2 separate regions of the Homo sapiens genome follow, and region 2 is linked to region 1. A link is an interaction called in ENCODE POLR2A ChIA-PET data of the cell type or tissue named here. Cell type or tissue: OCI-LY7. All regions are shown on one strand. Each heading gives the region's core, and the rest is flanking DNA. Links, peaks and the distances in the headings are about the cores only. Region 1 overlaps TOX2 (TOX high mobility group box family member 2). Region 2 holds the start of GTSF1L (gametocyte specific factor 1 like).

Region 1 (10,942 bases), core at 2,077-10,076:
GTAGATGATCAGCAAATGACCATTACTATTAAACTTATTATGTTTTTTTTTTTTTTTTTTTTTAGAGAAAGGGTCTTGCTCTGTCAACCAGGCTCTAGTGCAGTGGCATGATAATAGCTCACTGTAGCATCAAACTCCTGGGCTCAAGCACTCCTCCCATCTTAGCCTCCTGATTAGGACTACAGGTACATACCACCATGCCTGGCTAATTAAAAATAATTTTTTGTTTGTTTGTTTGTTTGTTTTTTTGAGGCCGAGTCTCGCTCTGTCGCCCAAGCTGGAGTGCAGTGGTGCGATCTTGGCTCACTGCAACCTCCACCTCCTGGGTTCAAGTGATTCTCCTGTCTCGCCCTCCCGAGTAGCTGGAACTACAGGCATGTGCCACCACACCCGGCTGATTTTTTTTTTAAAATTTTTAGTAGAGATGGGGTTTCACCATGTTAGCCAGGATGGTCTCGATCTCCTGACCTCGTGATCTGCCCGCCTTGGCCTCCCAAAGTGCTGGAATTACAGGCGTGAGCCACTGCGCCCAGCAGAAAAGTAATTTTTTTTTCTAAGAGACGGGGCCTTGCTATGTTGCTCAGGCTGGTGTCAAACTCCTAGTCTCAGCTATCTTCTCGCCCTGGCCCCCCAAAGCTCTGGAATTACAGGTGTGAGCCACTGCCCCTGGCCTAAACTTAACTGAGCATGTTAGGGTTATGCTGCCGTAACAACCCCCTGAATCTCAGTTGCTTATCATAAGGAAGGCTTATTTTTGCTCTTACTATGTGTTCCATGACAATCAGCAGAGAAGTAGGGGTTGGGCTCTGCTCCACAGATCACTCAGGGCTGTAGGTTGGTCAAGTCTCGACCATCTGGAACCTTGCTGGTCCTCTAGAGAAAGCCTGCAGATCTCAAGTTTGCTTTTTTATACTTCTACCCAGAGGAGACCCACGTTGTTTCTGCTCATAACCCATTGGTCTAAACTAGACGCATAGCTCCAATAAATGGTAAGGGGAGCCTGAGGTGTAGTGTCCTATGTGCCAGGAAGGAGAGGAGAGCCAGATATTGGAGAGCAGTAGTAAAGTCTACCACAGCAGGTACTTCCCTCTCTGCCCTCTCCAGACATATAGGCAGACTGAGACACAGTTAGTCGGTACTTACGGGACTCACTGTGGGTGGCTGAATAATGACCCCTAAGTATAGCTAGGTCCTAATCTTTGAAACCTGTGTATGTTACTTTAAATGGCAAAAGGGGCTCTGCAGATGTGATTAAGGGTCTTGGGATGGGGAGAGTATCATGGGTTGTCTGGGTGGGCCCTATAGGATCACAGTGGTCCTTATAAGTGAGGAGGGGTTGCAGAATCAGGAGAAGGTGATGTGAGGATGGAAGCAGAGACTGGGGTGACGGCTATGAAGATGGAGGAAGGGACCACAAGCTAAGGAACACAAGCAGCCACTAGACACAGGGAAAGGCAAGGAAATGGATTTTCTCCTAGAGCCTACAGACCAGCCAGCCCTGATGACACCTTGGTTTTAGCCCAGTGAGGCTGATTTTAGACTTCGGGCTTTCCAGAACTGTAAGAGAATATGTTGTTTTAAGTCACCTGTTTATGGTGATTTGTGACAACAGCCCTAGGAAACTAATATATCACCTTCAGTCAGAAAATCATTTGAGACCCAGTGCATAGAAGCCGCCTCTGTCTGCTCAGACAGAACTGACCCCTTCCTCCTGTCTGTTGTGGCGCCCCTTGTACCTGTCTGTCATCACGTTCATGCACAGGCAGAGGTGTCTCTTAACATAGTCCTTCCACTCCCAACCCGCATGCTCCAACATGTATGCCCACACTCTCAGCCACTCTTTGAGCCTCTCATTGCTTGGGCTGATCCGGGTTGGTGTGTGTCCACGTCTGTAGGAATGCAGGGCAGGCTGGTGGCAAGGTCAGTGTAAAGGACTTGTCTCTGGGGAAAGGGCCCTGGCATGCCCCAGGAGTGGCTCAGTTGGCGGGAGAGTAGAGGCCCTGTGGAAGATGGTGGGAGGGTGAAGGATGGGGCTGGAGAAATCAGCAGGGACCAGGTCAAGCAGGACCTTAGGACCAAGAGAAAGAGGTGGATCTTTGTTTTGAGGACAGAGAGGAGCCTAGTAGGATTTTGAGCAGGGGGGCGACTATGGATGACTGATGACTGGGTTCTCCTGGTTTGCGACTAGGTTAGAAGACTGTCTTTGTCCTCCCATCTTCTGGAAGTCAACTCTATGCCAGACACTCCTGAGCTATGCTTTTCACAGGATTTCTCATGCATCCATTTTATAGAGGAGAAAGCTGAGACTCAAAGAATGGAACCTCATGGAATCCATCCTCCACGTGGCTAGCTGAGTCATCTTTTAAACTATAAATTAAAGCATGTTACTCCCCTGCAAGAACTCTCCAAGGGCTTCCCATCTGGGATGAAATCCAAGTGCCTTATGGTGGCCCTAGGACCCCAAATCACGTCCTTGCCTCGCCCCTCTGCCTACTGTGTCCTGCCTGTTATTCCCCCTGCATGCGAGAGCTTCTACTTGTGGACCTCAGGGACTTTGCATTGCTGCTCCCTCTGCCTTAAATGCTCCCACCCACTACTTGTTGCCTGACAGCCTCCTTCTCTCTCTTCTGGGCTCCCTCAGTTTAATTGCTGCCTCTACAGAGAGACCCTGTCTCCACACTTCCTGTGTTTGCTGCACAGCACTTAGCACAATGCAACGTGTGACCACCTTTGTGTGTTTGCTTGTTTGTTGCCTGCCTCCTGCAGTGGACTCTGAGGCCTGCAGGGGCTGGGACTGTGTCTACCTTGCTTCTCGTTGTGTCCCAGCCCCCAGGAGCTGGTATGAAGGGGGCACTCAGCGAACAAACCTCTGCGGAAAGATGAAGGATGGGTCCTGTGTGCAGAGGGAGCTCTGGACCTTTGAGGGTGGCTGGAGGCTCCTGGACCTGCCTTGGAGGACAGACACCAGGCAGGGGCCAGCTGAGGAGGAGTGCCAGTGATTTCTCTGGGCACCTGGGCAGCCCCATTCCTATTGCACCTGGCCTTGACCCACTCCCTGTGCTGTCTACATTCTCTGTCACATTAAATGCTCTGCCTGCCATTTCAGCCTCTGGGAGGATCCACGAGGGTGTGGGGAGAGACGTCAGACCTGGGTTTGGATCCCAGCTCAGCCACTTAATAGCTATGAGACCTTGCACAATTCCCTTTAACTTTCCAAGCCTCAGTTTCTTCCTATGTAAAATGGGCATACAGAGGGACAGCCTTCTAGCACGTGACTCCTGGTGCTTGATTCGCTTGAAACTGCCTTATCTACAATCCAAAAAGCCCTGCGACGAGAAGTTGTTTTGTCAATATGCTGCAAACTCATTTGGCCCCCAAAATCTGACCTGAGCTGACGCGAGGCTCTTTGTAATCTTTACTCACCCCACTTGTGTGAATATTCATATGTTCCACTGCAGAAATATGAATGTGTTCCATTGCAGGTGTTGCCTGAGGCTCCACTGAAGCTATGGCATAATTTGCAGAATTTGCACTTCATTACTTTTCTGAAATTCAAACAAATTCTGAAACTGCACGAGTTCTGGCTGAGAGCTGTGGATCTGTGCATGTGAGTAGCTGCTGAAAACCCTCCTGGGTCACAGGAGGGCCCATGGGGGCCTCTGGCAGCCATCGCAGAGCCTGAAACCCGTTGTTTCCCCTTGGCTGGCTTCTGGTTTCTTGGCAGCCAGTGTCTTCTTAGCCACCTGGGGTTATGTTGGGTTTTGCTGGTTCAGGGGCAGGGGTTAAAGCTTAGGGCAGGGTGAGCCGAGGTACTCAGACATTTCTGATGTGAATTTAAAAGGAGAATTTTTTTTTAATGAATCATCAGAAGAAAGAAATCAGAAGGAAGTGTGTGACCAAGGAGAGGAAATTAGGGTTTGCAAATTGCATGAGTCACCCCCTTTCTGACTCCTGGGTGATCCCTTGCCCTTGGCACTTTTCACTCATCTCTGAGACTCTCAAGGCCGTATTCTGCATAACATGCTGGGGCTGTCATGGTTTTATTCTGGCTCCAAACCTGCTTCTCATTCTAGCCATCAGTATAAATTTCTAGTTTTGAATCACTGCCACGCTGTTTTACTTATTATTGTGTTAGCCAGTGTTTCTTCCCTGCCCAAGCCCTGCTCAGACTCCCGTTTCCCCATCTTAGTTAGCATCTACAACCCATTCTCCACCCAGAAGCCAGAGGCCAGTTTCTGAAGTGCAGCCCACATTCCGGGTTTCAGTCTCATCTCCCCAGTGTGGCCCTTGAAGCTCCCTTGTGATAAGGCCCTGCTTGCCTTTCTGTCTTATCTTGCACCGCCTTACTATTCCATGAATGGGCCCTTCCCTCCAGCTCCCAGGCTTTGGCAAATGCTGTTCCCACTGGCCTCTGCCCTCGCCTGGCTAGTTGTGTGCATGCTGCGGGTAGATCTGCTTAGAAGCCACCTCTTCCGTGAAGTCTTTTTACAAGGCCCTTGTCTAGGCCCCACGAACCTGGCTTCCCATCTACTTATCACCCACCCATATTCTGATTCCTGGTCCTGTCCCCTTCCCTAGACCATGAGCTCCGGGACAAAGACTGTGTGTCCACCAGGTGCAGTGGCTCAGGCCTGTAATCAGTCCTAGCACTTTGGGAGGCTGAGGTGGGTGGATCACCTGAGGTCAGGAGTTCGAGACCAGCCTGGCCAACATGATGAAACCCCATCTCTACTAAAGATACAAAAATTAGTTGGGCATGGTGGCGCATGCCTGTAATTCCAGCTACTCAGGAGGCTGAGGCAGGAGAATCGCTTGAACCCAGGAGGCCGAGGTTGCAGTGAGCTGAGATCATGCCACTGCACTCCAGCCTGGGTGAGAGTAAGGTTCTATCTTTAAAAAAAAAAAAAAAAAAAAAAGACTGTTTTCTGTATATCACTTTACCATCCCCAGCACTCAGAGTAAAAGGCTGTTTTAAGCAAGACTGTTTTAAGCCCTTGAGTGCTCGTCCCCTGCCTCTGGCTAGCTGTGTCTGCCTAAGAGTGGCCACCATATTGTCTTCCATTAGGCTGGAACCCGTTTCCCATGTCCGCAGTGGTGTGAAATATCCCAGTTGCATTGCAGTAAGTTTATTTTATGTGCATTTCCCCACTTGCCATTGAATCAGGTGTCCCTTTTTTCCCTTCCATATTTGTTTCTTAAGATATCGCCTCTTGTGTGACTTTTGTTTGAATCCCATGTCTTTTTGTCTGTTGGCATCTTGCTTTCTGTTTAATGTGACTGAGCCATTTCTACCTTGTATATATTAACTGTCTTATAGTTGGTGCTGATATTTTCTTAGTCTGATGTCCTTTTCATTTTGGTTTTATTATGTTTTCTTCCACAGAAGATATTAATGCATATATATTTGAATCTGTCAATCTCTCTTCCTCTGTGATTGCTTCGAGGGCTGAAGAAGTTATCCTGCTCCACAGATCTGATAAACATTCTGTTCTGTTTTCTGATTGTTTCCCTGTAACATGACTTTTTATGTTTAACTCTTTAATCCATTCGGAGTGCATGCATTTTGGTTGGTGTCTTGCAGTGGGTATCTAGTTCACTGTTCCTAAATAGGGACAGGATAACCCTCTTGTCCCCATTCTGTTTATTATATAATTAGCCCTTGTCTCTTTGTTTGCAAAAGGGGAGACAAAATATAGTAGCTGTTATAAGCGTGAGCTTTAGCAGAATTAAGATTTTGGCTTTGCCACTTTCTGTGTGAGCTATGAGCACGTTGCTTAAATTGGGCTTGTTTTTTCCTCTGTAAAACTGGATGATATCTTCCTCCTAGGACCGTTGTCAAGATTGAGCAGAAGATCATGTGCAAAGCACATCACATGTTACCTGGCATAAAGTAAATGCCCTCTTTTTTTTTTTTTTTTTTTTGGCTTAAACAAATATTTATTTTCTCACAGGGCTAGAGGTCAGAAGTATGAGATCAAGGTGTTGGCAGGGTTGATTCCATCTGAGGCCTCTGTATTAGTTTGTTCTTACACTTCTATAAAGACATACCTGAGACTGGGTAATTTATGAAGAGGTTTATTTGGCTCACGATTCTGTGAGCTGTACAAGCTTCTGCTTCTGGGGAGGTCTCAGAAAACTTACAACCGTGGCAGAAGGTGAAAGGGTGGCAGGTACACTTCACATGGCCAGCAGGAGAGACAGAGCAAGTGGGGAAGCGTTACACACTTTCAAACAACCAGATCTCATGAGAACTCACTATCACGAGAACAGCAAGGGGGATATCCGCCCCCAAGATCCAATTACCTCACCATGTCCCTCCTCCAAAATTGGGCATTACAATTCGACATGAGACTTGGGTGGGGACATAGAGCTAAATCATATCAGCCTCTCTCCTAGGCTTGCAGGTGGACAGCTTCCCCTTGTGTCTTTACGTGGTCTTCCCTCTGAAATGCCCTCCTTAATCTTGATACGTTTCCATACCTAGTTGGGTCCAACATTGTACTTTTCCTTCTGTTTCATTGATTTTAGAATTCTTGTTTTCTGTTACTGCCACACTGCTTTAATTGTGGCTTCACGGAATGTTTCACTCTCTGGCCAGATTGGGCATCCTTCCATTACTCTTTCTTTAAGAATATTGCTTTAAACACGCACCTGTTTTCTTTAGTGGATGTTGATTTTCTCTCTCACATTCTGTACTGTAGCCTACCTCAGTGACTTCTAGACACCCCTTCTTCCCCTTCCCCAGCACACATACCGGTTTTCCCCCAACCTGGCTGCCCAGCCTTTGCTCACTCTGGACCCACTACCTCACAGGTATGTACCAACTGCTCTCACCTGGCCTATCTCCACCTTAGTGCTTTATCACCCCCCTCCAGGTGCCATTATGCAGATACCCATTTTCCCTATGGACCTGAGCTTCCCTGGGAATTGGTTCTAGGTCCCTAGTGCCCCTCTGCACCTGGCATATGGCCAGGTACATTGTAGGTGCTGAGGTCAGGGCTTGGGGAAGACAGGAATGTTCACCGTGCCCTTGGGCTTTTGACAGTAACTGGGCTAAATCTGGCTTCTTCTGGAGGTGCAGGCTTACAGGACTCAACAATTTGGTGGTTGTAACCCTGGACATGCTCTTGCCAATAACGGTGGGCCATCCATCAGCCCTGGCCTTGGTTTCCCCAGTGGGATTTGCAGAAGCCAGAGGATTAAAGCCCTCCCAGCCCTGAGGCCTCATTATTTATCTTAGTGGGTCCACAGTGAAGATGAATTAGAATAACTCATTGGCACATGCCATGCCTTGGAGTGCAGTTTTCTGTTTTCTGGGAGAGAAAAGGCCTCTTAGGACAGAGCCCCCCACTGCCCTCCTGGGTCTCCAGGAGACAGCCCAGATCTGGGTCAGAAGGGTTCAATAGTCAAGAACAGAGGGGTGGCTCTCTGCCTGGGAAGGCAACTGGGGTGAAAGCGGGGAGCTGGCCTTTCTCTGCATACTGCTAGGTAGCATGCAAAACCCTGCCTGTTCCATTCCTGTTCTCCAGGGGAGGAATCTGAGGACGAGAGGGGTAAGATCCCTGCCCACTGCCATGCAGCAGCTTAGTGCAGAGCCTGGACTTGAACCTAGATCTGCCTGCTTCCAGAGCTGTGCTGCACCAGTGTTCTCGCAGCTCCCAGTCCAAAGGCCGACGTTGAGACAGCGCTTAAAAATATATCAGCAGTGTTTACAAATACCATTTCCTGTGTTATCTGGTACTGACAGAAGGAAGTGAACCTGGCACTTTGTCTGTGTTAGGTTTGGGGTTAGAGGCATAAGTGCCAAGTTCAGATGACCTAGAAAAACCTTTCTAGGTCAAATTACAATTTCAAAGATTTCTTTTCTTCTTCTTTTTGAACCGCTCCAAGATCGAACGCTGTCGTTGACATATTTCCCTTCCGACAACACGAGCCTTTTGTGGCATGATTGAGGGCTTGTTTTGTAGTGCTGGGGAGAAAATATCTTCCACATCATCTGCTCATTGTCTCAGTCACACTCGTTCCCCCCACACCACAGTGCAACCCGACGTACGCTCATGCGGCTTTTAGTTAATTGCCTTTGGTAAGAATCAGTTTTGGGACTTGTTCCCAACTGCTTGGATGATAGATAATTGTCAAATACAAATATTGGCAGCGCAGGGCAACCTGAGGCTCTAGACTGCTGACTGCATCCCAGCCTCTAGGGAGAGCTGGGAGCTGGCCAGCTCCATGTTATGGGAGGTAACGGGGCAAGACCTGGCAGGAGTACAGCCTTCTCATTAGAGTGTAGGCTCTGGAGTTGAACTTCCTGGGTTTGAATCTTCATTCCACCCCTTCCTAGCTGTGTGGCCTTGGGCAAGCTACATAACCTCCCTCGACCTCAGTCTCCTTTTCTGTAAAATGGGAGCCTCAGTAACTTACCTTGTGAGGTTGTCGTGAGGATTATAGGAACGGATGTTTGTCATTCAATTAAGAGTGCCTGGCTTGTTGTTAGTGTGATGTAAACATTGCATGCATTCGTTCTAATGAGTAAATGATCATAGCCATTAGTGGATGCTCTTGCGTGTCACCCTAGTCCCTCCTCAGATCCAGGCACACATTCTGTCAGCTGCTTAGAGTGTTGGCTGCTGCCCCTATCAGCTGAGCCTCTCTCTGGGCAGCTCCATGGTGCCTTTGGTGGAAAGAGGAAGCCTTGGCCAAGGTCATCAACACTCACCCCCTGGGCATCCTGGATCCGATGGCCATCCCATGTGGGGATACAGAATGCTTAGCTCCCTGCCTCAAACTGGGACACCTCTGCTGGGCCATCCCAGTTCCAGAGCTCCCCTTGGGACAGGTGGAGGCCTCCGTTGTGACTACATCACAGTTTGGCTTGTCCCTCTGGCCTGTCCTGCTCCCCCACTTCCCTATAGCACTTCCCAGTACATTTCTTGTCTGTAGATTTCACACTCAGAGTCTGTTTGGTACCTGAAACAACAGGTAGCTATCCAGACGCTGAATGGAATCTGATTTCCATTTTAAAGCACATGCTGATTTCACTTGCTTGTATTTTTGGAAGCTTTTTGAGGAGTGGCCTTGGGTTCTCTACCACTCCTGTCTCCTACCCTGTGTGTGCACCTTTCGGGCACTGTCAGCATGCCTTGGTCACCTCCATGACTCCTGGTGGGAAGAATGTGGCCTAGCTCCTGGGCAGACCATAAAACTTAAGACTGATGGAACGGCCCAGGGGCTCAGAGGGCATCACCCATTCAACCCTTCCAGGTATGAATGAGGAAACTGAGGCCTAGAAAGGGGGAGGCCTTTTTCAAGGACACACAGTGAGTGGTGCCTGTCTTTTCCATCTTTGAAGGTGATGGTGTCTTGGGATATAGTGAGCAGGCTGGTCTTAGGAGCCAGACATGTGGCTGTTGTGATATTATGGCGCTAGGGTCCAATACATGTTTTACGGGGTGCCCCCATGGCAGAGGGGTGGCCAGGCCAGCCCAAGAGTGGCTATCAGCAATGGCTTCTGGAAGGAGGACAGCACAGGAGTTGAATGGGCATGAACGGTGTGGAAGAGAGAAAGCAGGGAGTTTCAGGTGGAGACACAGCTGCTGCAGAGGTCTGGATGAGGTGTGGGGGAGAGTGTGATCTGGGCAGGGGGCTTGGAAAGGCAGAAGAGGGGATGGGCGCGTGATGGGTGGGAGGCAGCCTGGACTGTTGGGCTGGCAGGCGGCAGATGCTCAAGTGAATGTTGTGGCCAAGAATTAAAACTTTTCCCCAGTGGAGGGGATGGGACTTGATGGAGAGTGACTTGGGGAGAGCCACGCAGAGGCCTTACCCATCATGGTCCCCACTGACCCTGCACTGCCTGAGCCAACTGATGCTCAGTCAATGGTTGTGGAATAAATGAGTGAACGAATGAGGGAAGGGAAGATGGTGCTGAAGAGGAGGCCTCCAGCTGCACTGTGGCGGGTGGGTGGGAGCAGGGACGAGCCCACAGGCTCTGATGAAACTGGCTTTTGGTTGGGGGTTTTATCCTTCTGAGCCAGACTGTGGGTCCCTACCTTCCCTCCTGTCACTGGAGAGGTCCATGGGCCTGGCTTCGATGAGACTCTGGGGACGTGGGGAGTGCCGGTGGGTGAGACCAGCCGAGAGCACGTACATTGGCATCCCCCACAGCAGAAGCCCAGAGAAAGGCCTCAAAGTCGCGAGCCCAATCAGATGAGGTCCTGGCCCTGCCCCTTGGATGGCCTCATCTCATTACACCTTGACCCACTTCCCAGCCCAGCTCCCTCCAGCCCCAGGCAGCGTCTGCAGCCCTCTTTGAACCATTCCCCCTCACAGCGCCAAATGAAAATGTTTGTTGAAAACAACATGTGCATAATTAAAGCTTAATGAGCGCTTGTCTGTTTGGAATGTGCAATTAGATTTACAATCGGGGATGGGAGAGAGCTCCAAATGGCTTTAAATGGAGCTGAGAGAGAGGATAATTTTTGCCATAAATCTGCAGTAATGCAGACGGTGTGTGAGCTACCAGTGGCAGTACCAGGGAAGGAAGAAATACAGGCCTGCCAGGCCTCCATGCTATCTATGTTAGGGGGCTGCCCTGCCCATCAGGCCCGGCCCTCTGGGCAGCTGCAGCTGGTGAGTGTACTGGGATGGGACTCACTGGTGGTCCTGGGGGCAGAGCTGCCCTAGGTTGGAGCTGGAGTTCCTGCCTGCAGCTTATGAGATCTGCGATCCAGCCAACTGTGAGGGGCTGAGGGGCTGGTGCTGAGTCCAGCTGCCCAGGTCCCCAGGATCCCATGGCTGGGGCGAGATTCCTGCGTCATCACCACGTTCACCCCCAGCCTGCAAACTGGCTTCAGGGCAGAGCCCTAGACTGGGATGTGGCCCTCTACTTTGTTCTCTGCTGTTTCCCAGTACCCAGAGCGTACATAGTTAAGGCCTCAGTTAACAT
Region 2 (10,942 bases), core at 1,122-9,121, 240 kb before region 1:
GGGCAGAACCCTCTAGCCCCATTGGCCAAGGCTGAGCAGGAGGCCAGGATGGGCCAGAGCCTCTGCCCTTGTGGCCCTAAATCCCTAGGGTTGTGGCTACAGAGCACAGTGCTTGGCAGGTGGTTGGGAAGAGTCACTGGGGATTGAAGAGGGGAAGATGCCAAGTCTGAGAATGTCTAAATGAGGAATTGATGTTTTCAGCAGCAGGCTTCATGGGACAGGCACATGAACATCCCTGTGGGCAGAGGTTGAGCAGACTTGGGGCAGGTCCTCACCTGGGGCAAGAGATGCGGCCAACTCTAGAGGGATGGGGACTGAGTTAATTAGGGTGCCAGAGTTCAGATGTGTCTGGCCTCAGACACACCCCTTTCTCCCTGCTGAGCTCCCGCCTACAGTCCCCCTACTCCTGTCCATTCACATGCAGGCATGCCGTGCTTGGTCCTGGCAGTGTCCCAGTTCTTGATCTAAAGCCGAGGAGGGGCGGGGGCTCTGTGCTTCCCACCCTGCACCCCGCACCCCGCAGCCCATGTGGCTGGGCTGCATGCACCTGCAGGTTCCATGGATGAACCACACCTAACTCACGCCCTGAGCTTTTGTGATTTGTCAGCATGGAGCCTATCCCCTCCCCAACTTCTTCCCCAAGGTCTGTCACTGGCCGCTCCCTACAGTCCTTGGTCACCCAAGGTGGATGACCTGTGCCCCACGGTGAGGATGGAGGCTGCATTACCTTGTCTCCTATAGCTCACACCAAGACTCGGTGGAACAACTTTGTCAAACTCAAATGCAGTGCGCTGCAGGCTAATGATGAAAATTCCTGGGCCCTCTGAGTCAGGTACCTGGGGTGGAGCCTGCAAAAAGGGATTTTTAACAAACCACCAGTGGGTTATTCACATGCAGGGCGTTGACTGGCTACACTCTGAGCTGACGCCTGTGAGGCTCCAGGGGCTTGTACCCCATGCCCTCTCTTGCCTGAGGTCTTGCTCATTCCCAGGGACTGCCCTCAGGCCCTTTCCTGTCCTGGAGGGAGGAGGCTGTAAAGAACAGAGTGGCTGCAGGTAACAGCAAGCTTAACATACCATCCTCACTGAGCTCTGTGTGCTGTGGGCTTGTTCTTTGGTTCATGCATTAAATAAATACTAGGCCGGGTATGGTGGCTCACGCCTGTAATCCCAACACTTTGGGAGGCCGAGGAGGCCAAATTGCTTGAGTCTAGGAGTTTGAGATAAGCTTGGGCAGCATCATGAAACCCTCTGTCTACTAAAAAAAAAATAGAAAAAATTAGCTGGGCATGGTGGCATGTGCCTTTAGTCCCAGCTCCTCGAGAGGCTGAGGTGGGAGAATCACCTGAGCCCAGGAGGTCGAGGCTGCAGTGAGCTGAGATCATTCCACTGCACTCCAGCCTGGGCAACCAGAGGGAGACACTGTCTCAAAAACAAAAACAAAACCACATTTATTGAGGGACCCTCCAACCCTACCCCCACATGTCTGGCATAGTTGTAGTGCTGAAGATATAGCAGTAAAGGATAGAAACCAGGCCAGGTGTGGTGGCTCATGCCTGTAATTTAGTACTTTAGGAGGCTGAGGTGGGAGGATCACTTGAGCCCAGGAGTTTGAGACCAGCCTGGGCAACATGGTGAAACCCCATCTCTACAAAAAATTTTAAAAACTTAGCATGATAGCATGATGGCTCATGCCTGTAGTCCCAGCTACTCAGGAAGCTGAGGTGGGAGGATCTCTTGAGCTGTGGTTGTGCCTCTCTACTCCGGCCTGAGTGACAAAGCAAGACCCTATCTCAAAAGACAAAAACCAAAAAACTACCTTATTCTCATGGAGCTTAAATTCTTTTTTTTTTTTTTTTTTTTGAGATGGAGTCTTGCTCTGTTGCCCAGGCTGGAGTGCAGTGGTGCGATCTTGGCTCATTGCATGCTTCGCTTCCTGGGTTCACACCATTCTCCTGCCTCAGCCTCCCGAGTAGCTGGGACTACAGGCACCCACCACCATGCCCGGCTAATTTTTTTTTTGCATTTTTAGTAGAGACAAGGTTTCACCGTGTTAGCCAGGATGGTCTCGATCTCCTGACCTTGTGATCCGCGTGCCTCAGCCTTCGAAAGTGCTGGAATTACAGGCGTGAGCCACTGCGCCCGGCCATGGAGCTTAAATTCTAAAAAGCAGACAGATATAAACCAACCAATTGATATAAAATGTGCCAGAGGGAACTTTGAAGTAAAGCAGGGGGTACCGTGAGGCCAGTCATCTGCTCAGAGAAAGTGGGGAGGAGTCAGATTTGACAGCTCCTGGCCATCATGGGGACAGGGAGAGCCCACATGGGAAGGCAGATTGGTTGCCACTCAGGAGGTGCTGGGGGCCCAGCTGCTGTTTGATCAGGAGTTTGGGGAACTTGGTCATGAGGATTGATCCAGGCCTGATGTTTCCCAGGCTAGTGTGGCAAGCAAGAAAGAGTTAGCCAGATAGCGCTGAGGGGCAGAGGGCCTGAGTTCAGGATGGTAGTACAGGAGTGGGGGTGCTGCGGTCAGCCTGGGAGAGGGACAGGCAGGAGGGAAAGATGAGGCTTAGTTAAGATGGCAGAGGGAGGCTGGGCGTGGTGGCTCATGTCTGTAATCCCAGCACTTTGGGAGGCCGAGGCAGGCAGATCATCTGAGGTCGGGAGTTTGAGACCAGCCTGACCAACATGGAAAAACTCCGTCTCTACTAAAAATACAAAATTAGCCGGGCATGGTGGCGCATGCCTGTAATCCCAGCTACTTTGGAGGCTGAGGCAGAAGAATCGCTTGAACCCAGGAGGCGGAGGTTGCGGTGAGCCAAGATCGCACCATTGCACTTACTCTAGCCTGGGCAACAAGAGCAAAACTATCTTGGAAAAAAAAAATGGCAGAGGGTGAATCTGCCATTCTGGCAAGATCCAGATGATTGTCTGGCATTTGGTGACCAGCATGGCCTGGAGGTGAGAGGCTCACAGATATAGAGGCTGTGGTAGATTGTTCCAGCAATGGCTCCCTAGGGATCACTGCTCCCTGTAGCTATTCCCATGAGTGGGTCATGTGGTTGACTTTGCCCCTGAGGGACTCTGGGAGAATCTGCTGAAGGAGGTGAGAATTCTAGCTGTTCTGGTTGAGACTCCAGACGTGAGTAAGGCCACCCTAAACCATCCAGCCTCACCTGATCTGGCCCAGACTGGAGGAACTGCCCATCTGATCACAAAGTCATGAGAATAATAAATCAGTATTGCTTTAAGCCCTAAGATTGAGGATGGTTTGTTACACAGCAGAAGCTGACTGATAGAGATGCTGGCATGAGGAACTGGGACATGTGAGTACTTAAGGTGGTCCAGGATAAAGATAAAATGTCCTTCTCAGAGCAAGGCAGGGACTGGGGCAGGAGCAGTTTTGATAGGCCAGGAGTAGTTTGGGAGTCTTAATTAGCCACTTTTTCAGCAGACCCTGGTGTATCACTGAGGAAAATCAACACTGAGCCATGGGCTCATCAGGGTTGGGGAGAAACAGGAGACCTAGGGTTCCAGGAACTTTGCGGGAAATGAATGGGGTGAAGGATTCTGGAGTTCAAAGCCACTGTGACCATACCTGTGTCTTGTTCCCCAGAGCTGAAGGCAGTGGGGAGAGATATGGCTCATGGCATCTGGCAGACTCTCCCAGGTCCTCCTGCAGTCCTGGGTAGAGCTCTTACTTTGGATCAGACAGACTTGGGTGTAAACCCAGCTTAGCTCTTGGGAGCTGTGTGTCTCTTCAATGCACTGAGCCTTGGCTCCTTGGCTGTAAAATAGGGAGAATCCTTCAACTTCAGACTTGTTGAAGGGATTGGGAAGAATATGGCACATACTTGGTGCTCAGATAACATGGGCTCTTAGTATGTTATTACTTAGTATGTTTTTACATGTTTCTCATTTCTTTGTTACACACAATATACCCTGCAAAGGAGAAATTAGTGCCCACGTTTCAGGTGAGTGCTGGGAGGGAAGATGGTAGACAGTGGTTGAGTCAGGACTTGAGCCCAATCCTGGACAGCAAGTCTGGCATTTTAGTATGCCCCATTCCATGCCATCCTCTGTGTCATACTGTTATGGGCTCTTTGGGTTGTCACTTTTCTGGCCAGAAACATCTGTGGCTGATGGCACCTTTACCCGAGTTCTTGTCCTGTGTCCAGGAGGTACGCAGACAGGTGGAAGGTGAACATGATTAAGAGAAACTTTATTGAGTGTTACAACAGTTCACAGGAGACCCTCAGTGAGTAACTTCTGTCTGTAGGCAGATGGTCTGCAGTGTTAACTCTCAGCGGAGAGGAGGCCCTGGAGGATGTTGCTCCTCTCTGCTACTGTTTGTCCCATTATCTCCAGTTACCAGCAGAGACAGTAGCTCCTCTCTGCAGCTGGTCATCCCTTTCTCTGTCCTCTCTCCTGCTCTGGCTGAGCCCGGGACTTTTATAGACCTCAGAGGGGGTGAAGTGCATGCTGATTGCTCTGTGGGTGGCCATGGGCAGCAGGGAGGGAGCACCACAAGTCCCCACTCCGGCCCTCAGGACTGGCAGCTGGCTCCCAGCCTTCAGGCCCTCCCTGGCCTGAAGGAGGGGCCTTACTGGGGACTCGCCCCCTTCTGCCCAGGAATCTGACTCCCGCTGCCATTCATGGCCCCTGGGGTGCAGCCCCAACCCTGCTCCCAGATTGGAGCAGGTGCCTGGAGAGGAGATAGTCCAGGCAGCGGGAGCAGACACCCCTGAGCCTGCAGGGATGGGGAGCATTCCCCGCCTGAGAATGCAGGCTGCAGAGATACCCAGGTCCTGCACTTGGGAGGGCCGCTGCAGCTGCACCCAGGGAGCTTCCGCCCCGCCAACTTGGAAGGGGTGGGGATCCTGCTTGTCCCCAGCTCCTGCCTAGTTTGTGGAGCAGGAGGCCCAGGTCTGCAGCCGCCAGTCGGGTGGCTGCAGCTGCACCCAGACAGGCAGATCTTGCCTGCTCCCAGCCCCGCTAAGAGCACGGGAAGGCTTGGATCCACAGCTGCAGTTTGGGCAGCTGCAGCCCTGTCCAGTAGGGCAGGGTTCCTGCCTGCTCTGTGGAGCTGGAGGCCTGGGTTGGCAGCTGAGATTTGGGCAGCTGCAGCGGCCCCTGGGGAGCACCAGATCCATGGAGTGTGCAGCTCCCGCTGCGCTTCCCTGCCACAGGTGCCTCCCTGCTGCAGCCCATGTGATGGCAGCAGCCAATGACAATACCTGTCAGCCAGGGTAGGAGTATGGTGCCATAGAAGAAAACCGTAAGCGTTAGATAGAGGTTCAGTTAAAATCTTTCCATCGGAGTGCAATATTCATACAGAAGAGTGCATGAATCCCACGTGGCTGTGGATATGTTTTCACAAAGTGAACAGACTCGCATAACCAGCACCCAGATCAAACAACAGAACAAGAGCAGCACTGGAAACCCCCTCTCCACCCACGAAGGGTAACCGCCATCCTAACATCAAACACCAGCTTTGCTTTGCCTTTTTATTTTCGTTAAATATTATGTCAACAGAATTTCACATTATGTGAGATTCATCCAAGTAGATCTGGGTAGTTATCATTTGTTCATTCTCATGACCATTTTGTTTTATTTTCTATTTTATTTTCTATATTTTATTTTATTTTATACATGGTCTTATTCTGTCATCTAGGCTGAAGTGTAGTGATATGATTTTCTCACTGCAGCCTTGAAATCCTGGGCTCAAGGGATCCTCCCACCTCAGGCGTCCCGAATAACTGAGACTGCAGGTGCACCACCACGCTCGGCTAATTTTTTTAAATGTTTTTATAGAGACATGGTCTCACTATGTTGCCCAGGCTGGTCTTGAACTCATGGGCTCAAGTGATCCTCCTGCCTCAGCCTCCCAAAGTGGGGCTGGGATGAATTAGAGGCATGAGCCACCACACCTGGCCAATTTAATTTTAATTGACAAATAATTGTATATGTTTATGGGGTATGATGTGATGTTTTGATATGTTTATACATACACAGTAGAATGATTAAACCAAGCTAATTCACATATCTATCACCTCACGTGCTTTTTTTGTGTGTTGAGACCATTTAAAGTCTACTCTTCTCAATTTTGAAATTTACAATATTGGTTTTTCGTTGTGTGACTTCCACAATTTACCCATTATCTCAAAGGATGTGTGGATTGCTTCCAGACTGACTATTACACATAGTGCTGTTAGCACCTCTGCCTCGCCACCCCACAGTCTGGGAAGTAAGAAGCACCTCTCCCTGGCTGCCACACCATCTGGGAAGTGAGGAGCAGCTTTGCCCAGCTGCTGTGCCACCCTCCAAGTGTGAAGTGGTAGCCTTGTGTGTGATCTGTCTGCCCTCTCCACGTCTGCATTTTCGAAATTAAAGTTTACTTTTAAATTAAAAAAAAATAGTGCTGTTATGCACATGTCATCCTCATGTTTTGGTGAACTGTCATGCACATCTGGTTTATACATATCTAGGAGTGGAACTGCTGGGGATGGATTCAATTAGGCCACTTGCCATGCACTAACTTTGTGAACCAAGGCACATTATTTAGGTTTTTTTTTTTTTTTTTTTTGAGACGGAGTTCTGCTCTATTGCCCAGGCTGGGGTGCAGTGGTGCAATCTCGGCTCACTACAACCTCTGCCTCCTGGGTTCAAGTGATTCTCTTGCCTCAGCCTCCCGAGGAGCTGGGATTACAGGCACACACCACCATGCCCAGATAATTTTTTTGTATTTTTAGTAGAGACTGGGTTTCGCCATGTTGGCCTTGAACTCCTGACCTTAAGTGATCTGCCCACCTTGGCCTCCTCAAGTGCTGGAATTACAGGTGTGAGCCACCACACCCGGCTGTCATTTAGCTTTTCTGAAACTCACTTTTCATATCTGTATATTGGAGATAAAAATACTTGCTCCTCAGTTTTGTGGCCTGGATTTAATGGAATTATTTCAGCAAGGCACCTGACCTGAATATAGTTCCTCTCTCTTCTTCCTCTGCCAGCCAGAGCACCCTCTGCCCCAAGACACAGCTTTTCCACCGCACTCTCTTTGCCAGGAACCCTCAGCATGAACCTGCAAAGCTTGCCTGTTGCCCAGGGTTGGTGGGGCTGCCTTTCCCCACTGCCTGGTGGCCAGCTGCCTTTTGGGAGCTTGGAGGATACCTACAGAATGCTCCAGGCTGCCACTACATAGTGACAGACGTCAGCTCTATCTTGCTCTGTCTTGACAGAGCCCCTGTGGGTAGCGCTTCCACTAGGCTCACTCCCTTATGGCCCAATTCAGGGAGTTTCAGGAAGAGTAAGTTTTCCTGGTCCTGTTGGCCTATGGTTTATAGACATATATTCTCCACATCACTTTTTCCCCCTATTTCCTGTATGTCAGTTCTCTAGTTCATGCACTTCATTAATCACTGCCATCCAGAACTTTTTATCCCCCCAAGAAGTCTTTGTTTATAATACTTCGTGTAAGCAGTTGAAGGGGCCAGCTGGGTGGCAAAGTTATGATTACTTAAAAAAAAAAAAAAAAAGCAGTGAGCCTAGGCAACATAGTGAGACCCCATCTCTACAAAAAAATAGAACTAGCCAGTTATGGTGGTGCACGCCTGTGGTCCCAGCTAGTTGTTAGGCTTTGACGAGAGGATTGCTTGAGCCTTAGAGGTTGAGGCTACAGTGAGCTATGATTGCGCCACTGCACACCAGCCTGGGCGACAGAGCGAGGACTCTGTCTCAACAAAAAAACAAAAAAAAAACTTAACAGTTAAGATTTCCTCCTGAAAAACTTTCAAAGGACTTAAGTCTTCTACCTGCTGTTTAAAAAAATATAGTTTAATTTTTGACCAGATAACATATTCATATATATTCCCATGTAAAAGATTCTAAAGAGTCAATAGTAAAGAAGGGCTCTCTCTTGTCTTCCCTGGAGGCAGACAATATCAGTTTCTAGTGAAGAGGCAAGCAAATTTTTCTATTAGGCAACAGGTTGAAAAATTTCAGGCTTTGTGGACAGATCTCCATTCTAGAGTATCCTTAAAGAGAAATTTTATGCAAAAACAAGCACATACATATTCATGTCTTCTCCCGCAACTCTCCCCAAATGGTGGCATACTGTATAGACTGCTCTGGACTTGTTTTTGTTTTTTCTTTTCTTTTTCCTTTTTTTTTTTTGAGACAAAGTCTCGCTCTGTCACCCAGGCTGGATTGCAATGGCGTGATCTCGGCTAACTGCAGCCTCTGCTCCCGGGTTCAAGCTATTCTCCTGCCTCAGCCTCTTGAGTAGCTGGGATTACAGGTGCCCACCACACGCCCGGCTAAATTTTGTATTTTTAGTAGAGATGGGGTTTTGCCATGTTGGCCAGGCTGGCCTCGAACTCCACACCTCAGGTGATTGGCCCGCCTCCGGCTCCCAAAGTGCTGGGATTACAGGCATGAGCCACCGGGCCCGGCCTGGACTTGGTTTTTATCAGTTAAACTGGGGGTTGGCAAACCATGGCCCACCAGTCAAGTCCAGCCTGCCACCTGTGGCTGTAAGGCATTTTATTGGAACCTCTGTTCATTTGTTTACATATTATATGTGGCTGCTCTCGTGTTGCAGTGGCAGGGCCGAGTAGTTGCAACACAGACTGTGTGGCTGACAAAGGCTAAGATATTTGCCATCTGGCCTTTTACAGAAACAGTTTGCTGACCTCTGAGCTCAACAGTGTGTCTCAACCTTTCTATATCAGCACAGAAAGAGCTTCCTCACTTTTTTTAAGGCGGCATAATATTTTGTTGTATGGCTGCAGTATAACTTATTTTTAATCAGGCCCTTTTAATGGATATTTAGGTCATTTTTGACTTTTTTTTTTGTTGCTTAAGACAGGATCTCACTATGTTGCCCAGGCTGAACTCAAGCGATCCTCTCGCCTCAGCTCCCAGAGTAACAGGCTACAGCTGTGATTCAACACACCTGGCTCATTTCTAACTCTTTTGCTGCTGCAAATAATGCTGCAGTGAATAAGCTAGTACTTAGCTCATTTTCCACATGTGTGATTATATTTACAGAATGAAGCCTGGAAGTGGAATTGCTCAATCAAAGCCTGTATGCATTGATAATGTTTATAGCTATTGTCAAATTGCCCTCTGTGGAGGTTGTACCAACTGACATTCTCACCAATGTTATGAAAGTGCCCATTTTGCCCTACCTTTGCCAGCAGAGTATTTTAAGCCTTTTGATATTTATCAATCTGCCAGGTTAAAAAAAGAGGTAGCCCAGGGTAGTTTACTTTGCATGTCTTTTATTCTGATGCATTGCACGTTCTTCCATGCATTGATGAGGCGTGTGCTCCTTCCTCAGCTGGCAGTTTACTGTCCTGGTCTGAGGATCTTCTGGGGACTGGTCTCTCTTGCTGACTCTTTCGTGTCATTTTCACAAACAACCTTTTGAGGAAAAAAAGTCTTAAGGACAAACACATGCTGGCAATTAGCGCCATCGACATTCCAGATATCGGGGCTGGGAAGGCAGGGTGAGACCTGCTGGGTGTCATCGTTCTGCTCTGAACTAGGAGGACTGACTTTCAGAGGGTTCTCGGTGTCCTCTTCTTCCACAGCGCTCCTGTTGACACAAACAGCCTCATGTTCCTCCAGATTTTTGATGGGGACCACGTGGCAGGCGTTGTATTTGCAGGTGGCCATCTTTTTGGCTTTCTTGGGGTTCTTTCTCCTGCACGATGCCAGGTGGTACTGGAATCTGCTGAGTGGGATTCGGTGGTGAGGATCATAAGGGCAAATTTCAAAGGCTTCTGGCTCCATGAGAAATTCTTGAAGCAGGGTATCTCACTGCTAGAGTCTAACGGAAATGCTTCTTGTGGAGAAGCCCTTTTGTAAGAAGGATGGAGTTGTCCTCTGCCCAGTTTTGGCCCTTGGGATTCTGTAGGTGACGGTCTTAACTTGTGGTCTGTTCTCTAGGACTGTGAGTGGTGGATTAGAAGAGAGATGAGGAGCTGCCAAAAGCAGCTACACAGAGAACAGAGTTAGCAAATGGCACCCGAGACAGAACTATAGCAGATGCAAGAGCCAAAAACCCACAGCCGCTTGACTCACGGATATACTATGATGTCAAGCTGCAGTCACCGGTGGTCACAATGGGCAGCCTAAGTCATCAGGAAGAGGCTATTGTGCACTGCTTGGGAGGGGTGGATGGCTTTGGGAATGCTGCCATCTAAAATTGCTCATGGATGTATGTTGTGACTTAAGTCTTTTAACTGTACGTATTTGTTTTTTGTTTTTGTTTTTGTTTTATTTGAGACAGAGTCTCGCTCTGTTGCCAGGCTGGAGTACAGTGGTGCGATCTTGGCCCACTGCAATCTCCGCCTCCCAGGTTCAAGTGATTCTCCTGCCTCAGGCTCCCGAGTAGCTGGGATTACAGGCACCTGCCATCATGCCCGGCTAATTTTTTGTATTTTTAGTAGAGACGGGTTTCACCATGTTGGCCAGGCTGGTCTTGAACTCCTGACCTCAGGTGATCCACCCGCCTCAGCCCCCCAAAGTGCTGGGATGATAGGTGTGAGCCCCTGCGCTTTGCCAGGGCTGGTTTTTGGATGTGATTCTCAGGGCCGTCTTTCTTTACCCTTCTGCTCTGCTGAGGCCCACAGCAGCCTAGTCTCCTTGGGTGTGGGGGAAGGGTTTAAATCTATTCATATATCGCAGAAGGTGAAGCCTTTTGGTGTTCAGCTTAACATGGGAAACATTTCCTATAAAACGCCCCATCTTAGGTCGACCCTGCCGTTGTCCCTCACAGAACTGGACCAAAGTCTGAATGGACGCAATTGACACATATCTCAGGGTGTTAGTGGTTTTGGTCCTCTGACATTCTATTTACATGTCTGGTGTTAGGTAGGATTTCTTCTAAAAATTGGCCTGGAGCTCCTTCCCACCCCCCACCCTGTTAAATTGTTT

What was found. ChIA-PET counts read pairs that join two places held together with the same protein. Peaks named below come from ENCODE experiments on the same cell type or tissue, not always from the same donor. Only the 100,000 strongest peaks of a DNase experiment are listed, where the experiment ranks them.
Region 2: POLR2A ChIA-PET joins it to region 1 with 7 read pairs; 2 of 35 experiments call an interaction of 5 or more read pairs at or near these places.

The regions. Positions count from the first base shown.
Region 1 is chr20:43,951,666-43,962,607 of GRCh38, forward strand. The region is part of intron 1 of TOX2 (TOX high mobility group box family member 2); the gene reads left to right. Among named protein-coding and RNA genes, the nearest start is that of TOX2, 42 kb to the left of the region's middle. RefSeq lists enhancers at 2,974-4,173, 3,785-3,834, 4,307-4,941, 7,604-7,898 and a silencer at 7,604-7,898. In OCI-LY7, for the core only: no CTCF peak of the experiment used is centred there; no DNase peak of the experiment used is centred there.
Region 2 is chr20:43,716,899-43,727,840 of GRCh38, forward strand. GTSF1L (gametocyte specific factor 1 like) reads right to left here and starts at 10,104. Exons shown (of 1, transcript NM_176791.4): 1 at 9,266-10,104. The coding sequence starts at 9,796. The coding sequence ends at 9,350. RefSeq lists a silencer at 3,517-3,717 and an enhancer at 5,437-5,506. In OCI-LY7, for the core only: no CTCF peak of the experiment used is centred there; DNase peaks (open chromatin) are centred at 4,334, 5,133, 5,763 and 8,608; H3K4me3 peaks cover 2,175 bases; H3K27ac peaks cover 6,208 bases.